Linked DNA regions of Homo sapiens: region 2 is linked to region 1. Evidence: chromatin contacts called from ENCODE Hi-C or POLR2A ChIA-PET data. All regions are on one chromosome and are shown on one strand. Each heading gives the region's core, a stretch centred on a gene start or an enhancer-like site at or near the end of the contact. The rest is flanking DNA. Distances are from core to core; before and after follow the strand shown.

Region 1 (4,445 bases), core at 1,054-3,553:
TCAGGACCAGTCTTCCCCCTACCACCCCCACCAACTGAATACTAGTATGTCTGTAAAATACAATAAAAATTATTATACCTCTGTATTTTTTAAGTTGAATGCCAAATGGTCCAGCTGCTGTGAATGCAAAATGGTCTAGCTGCTGTGTAAAACCATTTGGAAGTTTCTCAAAAAGTTAAAAGTATCATATAGGGATGAGCAGACTGATCTGGATTTTATAAACAGATATAAGAACCAAGTTTTTGCTACACAGTAGAGTTTGATGCCTAAAGAGCAAATAAAATTGCCAACAAAGAGAAGCATTAAGAAGATTAATTTGAACTATACATAATGCTTGCTGTGGTTTATTTGATCTAGTCCCTAGTAAAGACACATATTCAGAAATTTCAATTATTCAGAGCTCTCAGATTTTATCCCAGTCTAAAACTGAGGCAAAGACAAGTAGGTCAGCTAAAGTAAGTATGTTTTACAGATATATTATAATCATATACCACTGATCTAAAAATGTCTTCCTAAGAGCTCAAATACCATATAGTCCATGCTATTGCTGAAAAGGTTTAGGCATAATTGTTTATTTTTAGACTAGAGGTTAAGAAATGTTTTCAAGGTTATACATGAAGGCAGAACTTAGAATAAATTCCAAATTGTCTGATTTTTCAGTTTAGTGTTCAAATAAATAACAAATTTCCTATTAAATATGCACTATATCCCATCATAAAAGAGACCCCAAAATCTGTGCATTTTCTCATTAACCAACCATTTAAAAGGGACAGAGAGATTAAGTCATGAGTAATACTAGAGCTGGGCCTAGAACCTATGTCTCCTACTTCTCAGTCTGTCTCTCTTCCCTACAACCCATGGGCCCAAGTGTGGTGTCTTTTTAGTTTAAATTCCTGTATTTTGATAGTCTATAAGAGTAATTACAGAGCTACTGTACAGATTATTTTCTCTTCTACTTAGAGAAAAACCACTGGCAGTATGACTTTTTTATGGCAAATTCCCAAGCTCTTGACCTACAAAAGCTCTTCACTATCACAATACAAGAGATCTGAATTTGATTACCATTCCTGGACTCTCACCTCTGGCTAAGGAGATGCTATTGCAGAAGCACAGAATGATTTTAACAGAAGTTTGAGAAAAACTTCTGCTCCATCAAAAAGCAACCCATTTGAATGACCACTGAGTGTGATGATAGGCTCATAAAAAAAAAAAAAGAAATTATTTTTTTAAAAAAGCAATGCATACACATGCCCAGAAATCTACTCAAACCATGTCTAGGAAGGACAACTGGATTAAAGAAACACAACAACTATGTAACTGTCATAGAAAACTTAAGATTTTTATTATTTAACCAAAATCTGACAAAATCCCATCTCTGAGTAGCAGGTGGCAAAAATGACAACACTTTCCCTCAAATTAAAAAAAAAACTCACTGTCTCCAGGTATTTCCCATTAACAAGGACAAGTGTTATCCTCTTGCCGGAGTATTCTGCATTACCAGGCGGCCAGAAATCTGAACAGTTTTCTAGCAGATTATCTCAAACTTTGGTGTGTTTGCTTTCCTAATCTTGGGACAGTGGCGTCCCACAAATTCCTTCAGAGATGGAGAGGGGTAAAGAGCTGTCTCTTTCACATTGTGCTCTTTATATCAGGAGGAAAGGTTAACTGGACTCTTCCTAAGAGATGTTCACTGTCAACATATCCAAAAGGGGTACGGGATACCACCAACACAGGCCTCTGGAGAGACAGCTAAACCTGGCTGTGAATTAGGACAACTTGGAGTTACTGCTCGACTGTACCAAGGTAGCTGAAAACCTAATGCTTACTCATCCCAAAGCTACCAAGGTCTTCAAATACCAGGGTAAGGATCCAAGGCCCAGAGAGAGAGATTCAGCTCCACCCATTCAGCTCAAATGGGTTATACTCTGGTAAAAGCAACCCTCTCCTCACCCCAAGTAAGAACCAGGTGGGGGCAAAGCCAGGTCGTGGGCACTGCTCACCCACTGCATGCCCAAACAAGCACCCTACGGCTGCTGTCACCACCCAGAAGTAGAGCAGATACCCTGGCTTTAGCTCACTGGAGCCGGCATTGTTTACGCTCTTTCGCCGCCTTAGCCTCTGATAGGCCAGCAAAGTCCCCAGTACTGTCCACCAGGACTTGCAGCACGGTCGCGGGATGCTTGCCCTTTGCCCGTGGTTTGACACTTACGCTCCCCGGGCAGGGAGAGGTCAGGGAAGCTAAGGTCCGAGCAGGATCAGCAGGAATACCCGGCAGGCGGCGGCGGCGGCGGCAGCAGCATTGGTGCTGCGGTCCGCTGGGAAACGCCTCCTCCGAGGGCGGGGCCCGGAGCGCCACTGTCAGAGTGCCCGCCCCACCCTCAGCTCCCCTCTCCGCACACTCTGAAAGCTTAAAGGGGCCGCAGTGTATCTTCGCCCAGAGGTTTGCAGGCCTCAGGCGCTGCTTCTAGGTCCTAGGCTTTCCCAGGCAAGAGGCAAATGATGGACCAACTAGGAAGACTACTGCAGTTGGGTGGACCTCTTTTTTTGGTAGTATTACACGTAATATTCCAGAAACAAAGGAGATGACCAGTTCCCACTATCACAATCCTAATCCCTCCTCCAAGGGTGAAAAAAATTACTGCAGGTAACAGCCAAAGCATCAAGGTAGATACATAGCCCCTCATTATATGTAAGCTGCTTACTTCATTAACCTCCTTTGGACTCGAGCAGTTCTTCAAATGGCAACTCAAAGGCCTGGAAAAGATCCTACAATGCTCCACCTCACCTTTTCACGGAATTCGTTCTTTACAAAACTGGAGGAATCCTGGACAATGATACAAGATGGGCAGGAAGGTAATAGAAGGTGAAATAGAAAAATACCAGCCTGGGCAACAAAGTGAGACCCCATCTCTACAAAAAATAAAAAATTAGCTGGGCATGGTGGTACAAGACTAGTCCCAGCTACTCCGGAGGCTGAGGTGGGAGGATCCTGAGCCCAGGACTAGGCTGCAGTGAGCCAGACTGCACCACAGCACTCCACCCTGAACAACTAACCAAAACCATACCTCTATAAAAGAAAAAAAGAAAAATAACCTTCCCCATCTTGTGTGTAAAATGTGATCTTTCAAAAATTGACCTAAAAGTCAACGTAAATAAATGTACAAGTCTATGTAAGTAATCTTGCATGCCAATACAATTGTAATGTGCAATCATCTAATTTAATATGAAGAGTTCTTAAGAAAATTGTAGTAGAAACGGCATTAATATTTCAAGGAGTTAAGTCCTAGTCTCTGAGATCTCCAAAGGTTAGCAACTAGTTTTAATTTTCTTTTTGTAGGAGGAGTTTGTCCTGAATCCTAGTTTACAAGGTTTGACTGCATTTTGTGTCTCCCATCATACCAACAGGAAAGATATGTGCTTTTTTTAAGTCCATATTACTCCACCTAATTTAGATGAATCAACACACCTCCTTAAAGCCTTGGGCCATCATCAGATCAGTACAGGAATCAATGTAGTAAGCTTAAAGACCATTTGTAAGTAACCCAATTTCTCCTATCCACAACAGGAATAAAGCAGAAATTTAAGAATCCAAAGAACAGTTATGAAGATTGCTCCACCAGGGAGCAGACTCAGGTTACTCTTATTCTGAAGGTTTTAGAGAACCCTAAGCTAAAGTTGCCAAGTATCTTTTCCTTACTTGGGTGGGGGCGGGGTAGATAAATAAATAAAGTTGCCAAGTAAAAAATGGATTCAGATTAAAACAGTCTGATTTTTGAACTGCCAAGACAGTCTCATTCTACAATGCATTTAACTGTAAAGAATACCTCTGAATTAGGTAATTAAGACCTTCATTCATTATATTCCCATCAAGCTTAACTGTTCTGAGGGTAATGGTTTGCAGATCAGCCTTTCTCATCAGATTGTGAGTTCCTCAAGGGCAAGGGCTGGAATGTATCTTAATTATCTTTTTCTTCCAATGTGTGATACAAAATAAGTACCCAACAAATATTTATCACAAGAGGTATGACCAACATTTTCTGTTACATAGCATTCTAGTGACATAGGACTTCAGTTAACTGCAATAAACATAGTACAATGAGTGTATGTGTGTATGCACACACAAATGGATAATACCCTGTGCTGTGCTTATGAGCGAATTAAACATTTTAAAAATTAGAGAAAAAAATCTACTAACAGTCACAAAAAAAGTCAAATACTGTATGAACCCACTTTTATGAGGTATGCAGTCAAATTCATGAATTCATAGAACCAGAAAGTAGAATGGTAGTAACCAAAGATGGGGTGGGGGTGTGGCTTGGGAGGGGGATAAGAGAAATATTTAGATACAGAGTTTCAGATTAGCAAGATGAGAAAGTTCTGGAGATCTGTTTCATAACGATGTGAATATACTTAACACTATTGAACTGTACACTTAAAAATGGTTA
Region 2 (4,445 bases), core at 1,157-3,656, 180 kb before region 1:
CCACCATGCCCAGCTAGTTTTTGTATTTTTTGTAGAGATGGGGTTTCACCATGTTGCCCAGGCTGGTCTCAAACTCCTGAGCTCAAGCGATCTGCCTGCCTCAGTCTCTCAGAGTGCTGGGATTACAGGGGTCGTGGTTTTTGAACTTATTATTCCAACCACTTGGTATAGGGTCTTTACCCTCTTGTTCACATGACATACTTCTGCTCATCCTTCAAGACTCGCGTGCTCTAGAAACTTTCCCCCTTTTAATGGGAGATATAACTGCAGTCTTAACTTAGACTTCATATGCTGCTTTGTTTATATTTGTTTCTAGAGTGTGACTTGCTGGGTGGTGGTGGTGGTTGCTTTTTGGGTTTTTGTTTTTTTTGTTTTTTTTTTTTGTTTTTTTTTTTTGAGACAGAGTCGCGTAGGTTGGAGCGCAGTGGCATGATCTCAGCTCACTGCAACCTCCGCCTCCCAGGTTCAAGCGATTCTCGTGCCTCAGCCTCCCGAGTAGCTGGGATTACAGGTGCGTGCCACCATGCCTGGCTATTTTTTGTATTTTTTGTAGAGACGAGGTTTCACCATGTTGGCCAGGCTGGTCTCGAACTCCTGACTTCAGGTGATCCACCTGCGTGGGCCTCCCAAAGTGCTAAGATTACAGACCTGAGCCACCATGCCCAGCCTGCTATTGTTCTGAGACTGGGTCTCACTCTGTCACCCAGGCTGGAGTGCAGTGGCGCAGTCATGGCTCACTGCAGCCTCAAATTCCTAGGTTCAGGGGATCCTCCCACCTCAGCCTTTCCAAGTAGCTGGGAGTATATGCTGCACCACCACACATGGCTAATGTTTAAAAAAAAAAAAAAATTTTGTAGAGACAGGGTCTCCCTGTACTGCCCAGGCTGGAGTGCAGTTCTGCTTATAGCTCACTGCAGCTTCAAACTCCTGGCCTCAACTGATCCTCCTGCCTCACACTCCAAAAGTGCCGGGATTATAGGAGTGAGCCACTTTGCCCAGCCTGTATTGTGAGTTTTAAAAAATGTTTTTGCTTGCCTTATTTCACATTAGGATTGATGCAGATACTGTTTCAATGTATTTTCACTGATAGATTATAAGGCTGTATGGTATAATGAAAGGTAAATAGAATTTGGAGCTACACAGAGCCAAGTTCAATCCCAGCTGAGTGACTTTAGCCAAATTACTTAACCCCACCCCCCCCAGCACTTTTTTTTCCTGCTCTGTTGCCCAGGCTGGAGTGCAGTGGCACGATCTTGGCTCACTGCAACCTTCCCCTCCTGGGTTCAAGCGATTCTCTTGTCTCAGCTTCCTGAGTAGCTGGGACTACAGGCACCCGCTACCACGCCCAGCTAATTTTTGTATTTTTAGTACAACTCCCAAAGTGCTGGGATTACAGGCGTGAGCCACCATGCCTGGCCCAGCAATTGTAATTCTGAAAATTTTCCCAAAGAAATTAATTGAGTTTGTGGGAGAAGTTTTAGTCTCAAGGTTGTTTATCACAATTTTTGCAGTAATGAAAATTAGAAACAACCTTTATGTTCACACTAAGATGAAGATACCCCCAAAAAAGAATAAAGAAACAACCTTGGCCGGGCGCAGTGGCTTACGCCTGTAATCCCAGCACTTTGGGAGGCCAAGGCAGGCAGATCACCAGGTCAGGAGATCCAGATCATCCTGGCTAACATGTGAAACCCCGTCTCTACTAAAAATACAAAAAATTAGCTGGCTGTGATGGCAGGCGCCTGTAGTCCCAGCTATTTAGGAGGCTGAGACAGGAGAATGGCGTGAACCCGGGAGGCGGAGCTTGCAGTGAGCCCAGATTGCACCACTGCACTCCAGCCTGGGCGACAGAGTGAGACTCTGTCTTTAAAAAAAAAAAAAAAAAAAAAAGAGAGAGAGAGAAACAACCTTTATGTCCAAGAATTGGAGGACTGGTTGGATAAAATGATAGTCATATGGTGGGATACTGTGGAACCATTTTAAATGATTTAGAATTTTTAATTATAAGGAAAATTCCATGACGTATTTATTAAGAAAAAACAAGTCATCAAAATAGCATATAGACTGTGATTGCCCTTTTATTTAGAGAAGAGGCTTGTTCGATTATAAGTTGATATCTATTCTTTTTTTTTTGCTTATCTATACCTTTTAATATTTTTATAGTGACTGTAATGCTTTGAAATTAAAAATTTTTTAAACAAATATTTTAAATTTGTCCTTTCTACAGGGAGATTCCATGGAGCTGGAAATATGGTGTCTTGAAATGAATGAAAAGTAAGTGCTGCGTCTTAGGGTCCTTGGTTGTGGTTGCTGAGGATAAAGTAGATGACATCATGTGAAAAGCAGGGCTTTGTTTTCAGAGTCAGGGAGGGCATTCTGACCACTTAACAAAGCCAATAGGTCTTTGCTACAATTTGCTTCATCCTTGGCTTCCAGCCTGGACACAGAGATGACCTTCAGAGGGAACATCAGTCCAGAGAGACTCAGATACTACAGGGAAAGGAGCAGCAGAAAAAGCTGAAAAGGCTTTGTTGTTTTCCCAGAGTACAGCTAGTTCTCTGATTAAATCCCTTGCGAGCTCTTGTAATATGACTACTCTGTTTTGTCTGTTTTCTGTGTGGCAGCCATCCAATAAGATTTCCCCTCCCTGCTCCTTTTTACAGACTGTATGGGTCATGGATTGGAAATGCATGTTATTTCCTTTCCCCATTTTCTTCTTTCAAGGCAGATTAGCTTATCTCTTGCCTGAAGCTTCAGTTTTCAACAAGAGTATATAGGAAAATTGAGGAAACATCAACACATCAAAAGAAAAATCTTAGTGATAAGTATATGTGGTGGACATTAATTTTCTTTATTGAATAAATGCAATTGCCAGGTTATGACCCAAAATTTTAGAGCCAAGCTGACTTTTCTGCAGACTTCTGTTAGATTATCGAGATAGACAGCTCATAGGATAGTACATGTTTGCACCTTCAGTGTATATAATTGCAGTATTTATTTATTTATATGTTTTCAGATGTGCTGCTTTATTTCTAAAAAAAAAATAACCACTTTGAAGCTAGAAAAAATATATTGGGTGCCTTTTGGTGCTCATTTGCCTGTGTCTAGTACATGAGAAAGTAAAACATTGGCTTACCTCAGTAATCTGTTGATAAAGGTGTAATTAGAGTTCTCTGGTTAGTCAGAACATGTCTTAATAATAAATTTGGTCTTGTGTAGCTCCAGCGCTAAATAGAAGAATGCTGACCATATCTTTGTGCCTGGCAGGTGTGATAAAGAAATCAAAGTTTCCTACACGGTGTACAACAGACTGTCATTGCTGCTGAAGTCCCTTCTTGCTATAACTAGGGTGACACCAGCCTATAGGCTCTCCAGGAAACAAGGGCATGAATATGTCATATTATACAGGTAAACAGCATAGATGGTCATCTTGATTCACTCATCAACCCCCTCACTTTGTACATTGTCTGGCATTTAGATGTTCTGTGATGATGTTTTGGACAGTTGGTTGGTTTGTTGGATTATTGATGCTGTCGCTTTCATGTGATCACTATCCAGCCTGCCTTATGAACCTCACCCTTCCAAAGCCACCAGGTTTATTATCCTTTTCTATATGCACAATCGTGATTCCTGTGGAATGGATGTTGAGGTCCTAGTGATAAACATCTTAGAGCTAGGGAAGGAAGTCAAGAGTTTTATTTATTTATTTATTTAGAGACGGAGTCTCGCTCCATCGCCCAGGTTAGAGTGCAATGGCGCGATCTTGGCCCATTGCAGCCTCTGCCTCCCGGGTTCAAGTGATTCTCCTGCCTTAGCCTCCCGAGTAGATGGGACTACAGGCACCCGCCACCATGCTCAGCTAATTTTTGTATTTTTAGTAGAGACAGGGTTTCACCATATTGGCCAGGCTGGTCTCGAGCTCCTGACCTTGTGATCTGCCTGCCTCAGCCTCCCAAAGTGCTGGGATTATAGGTGTGAGCCACGGCACCCGGCCTGGAAGTCAAGACTTTGAAAAACAGTCTATACTGGGAAGATTCCACAGTTTTCTGTATTCCAGGGTTAAATTAAAACTTTGTCTAACAAACTGTTAACTCAGTTTAAGTTTTTAATTAGTTGTCTGTGGATATAAAGAATGGGTCAACAGAGTATTTTCCTTGGAGCATTTCACCTCAGCACATTTATTGAGCACCTTTTTAGTGCAAGCATTGTGCCAGGAGAACTTAAGAACTATACAGAGGCCCAGCATTAGAGGTGGTTTAATGTAGTGAGGAAAACAATTTGATACATGTATAATTACTTTTAAAAAGCAGGATTTGAAAACTGCAAACCAGAATCAGGAAAAAAAGGTACTGAGAGAATATAGAAAGATAAAATTTGTTCTGGTTGGTAAACAGTGCAGTTCTTATGAAGGAAGTAGCATTCAAGCTAGCCTATTAGGGAAAGAG

The links. Hi-C counts contacts between places; a loop is a spot of excess contacts on that map. ChIA-PET counts read pairs that join two places held with the same protein, here RNA polymerase II (POLR2A). Pooled maps may share reads with other maps.
Region 2: a pooled map shows a loop between it and region 1 (3-fold over the local background). The contact joins two enhancer-like sites. A Hi-C loop is called at or near these places in 3 of 50 pooled maps. POLR2A ChIA-PET finds 5 or more read pairs at or near these places in 3 of 52 experiments (A673, AG04450 and PC-9).

What each region holds. Positions count from the first base shown.
Region 1 is chr11:46,824,553-46,828,997 of GRCh38, forward strand. All of the region lies in intron 1 of CKAP5 (cytoskeleton associated protein 5), which reads right to left. Among named protein-coding and RNA genes, the nearest start is that of CKAP5, 20 kb to the right of the region's middle. RefSeq lists enhancers at 1,633-2,185, 2,186-2,736. Within about 2 kb of position 2,304, at least 24 of the 41 ENCODE cell types and tissues checked have a DNase peak (open chromatin) inside an H3K27ac peak, as active enhancers do.
Region 2 is chr11:46,646,910-46,651,354 of GRCh38, forward strand. ATG13 (autophagy related 13) reads left to right here. Exons shown (of 19, transcript NM_001346311.2): 6 at 2,228-2,274; 7 at 3,268-3,408. Among named protein-coding and RNA genes, the nearest start is that of ATG13, 32 kb to the left of the region's middle. Within about 2 kb of position 2,407, at least 14 of the 41 ENCODE cell types and tissues checked have a DNase peak (open chromatin) inside an H3K27ac peak, as active enhancers do.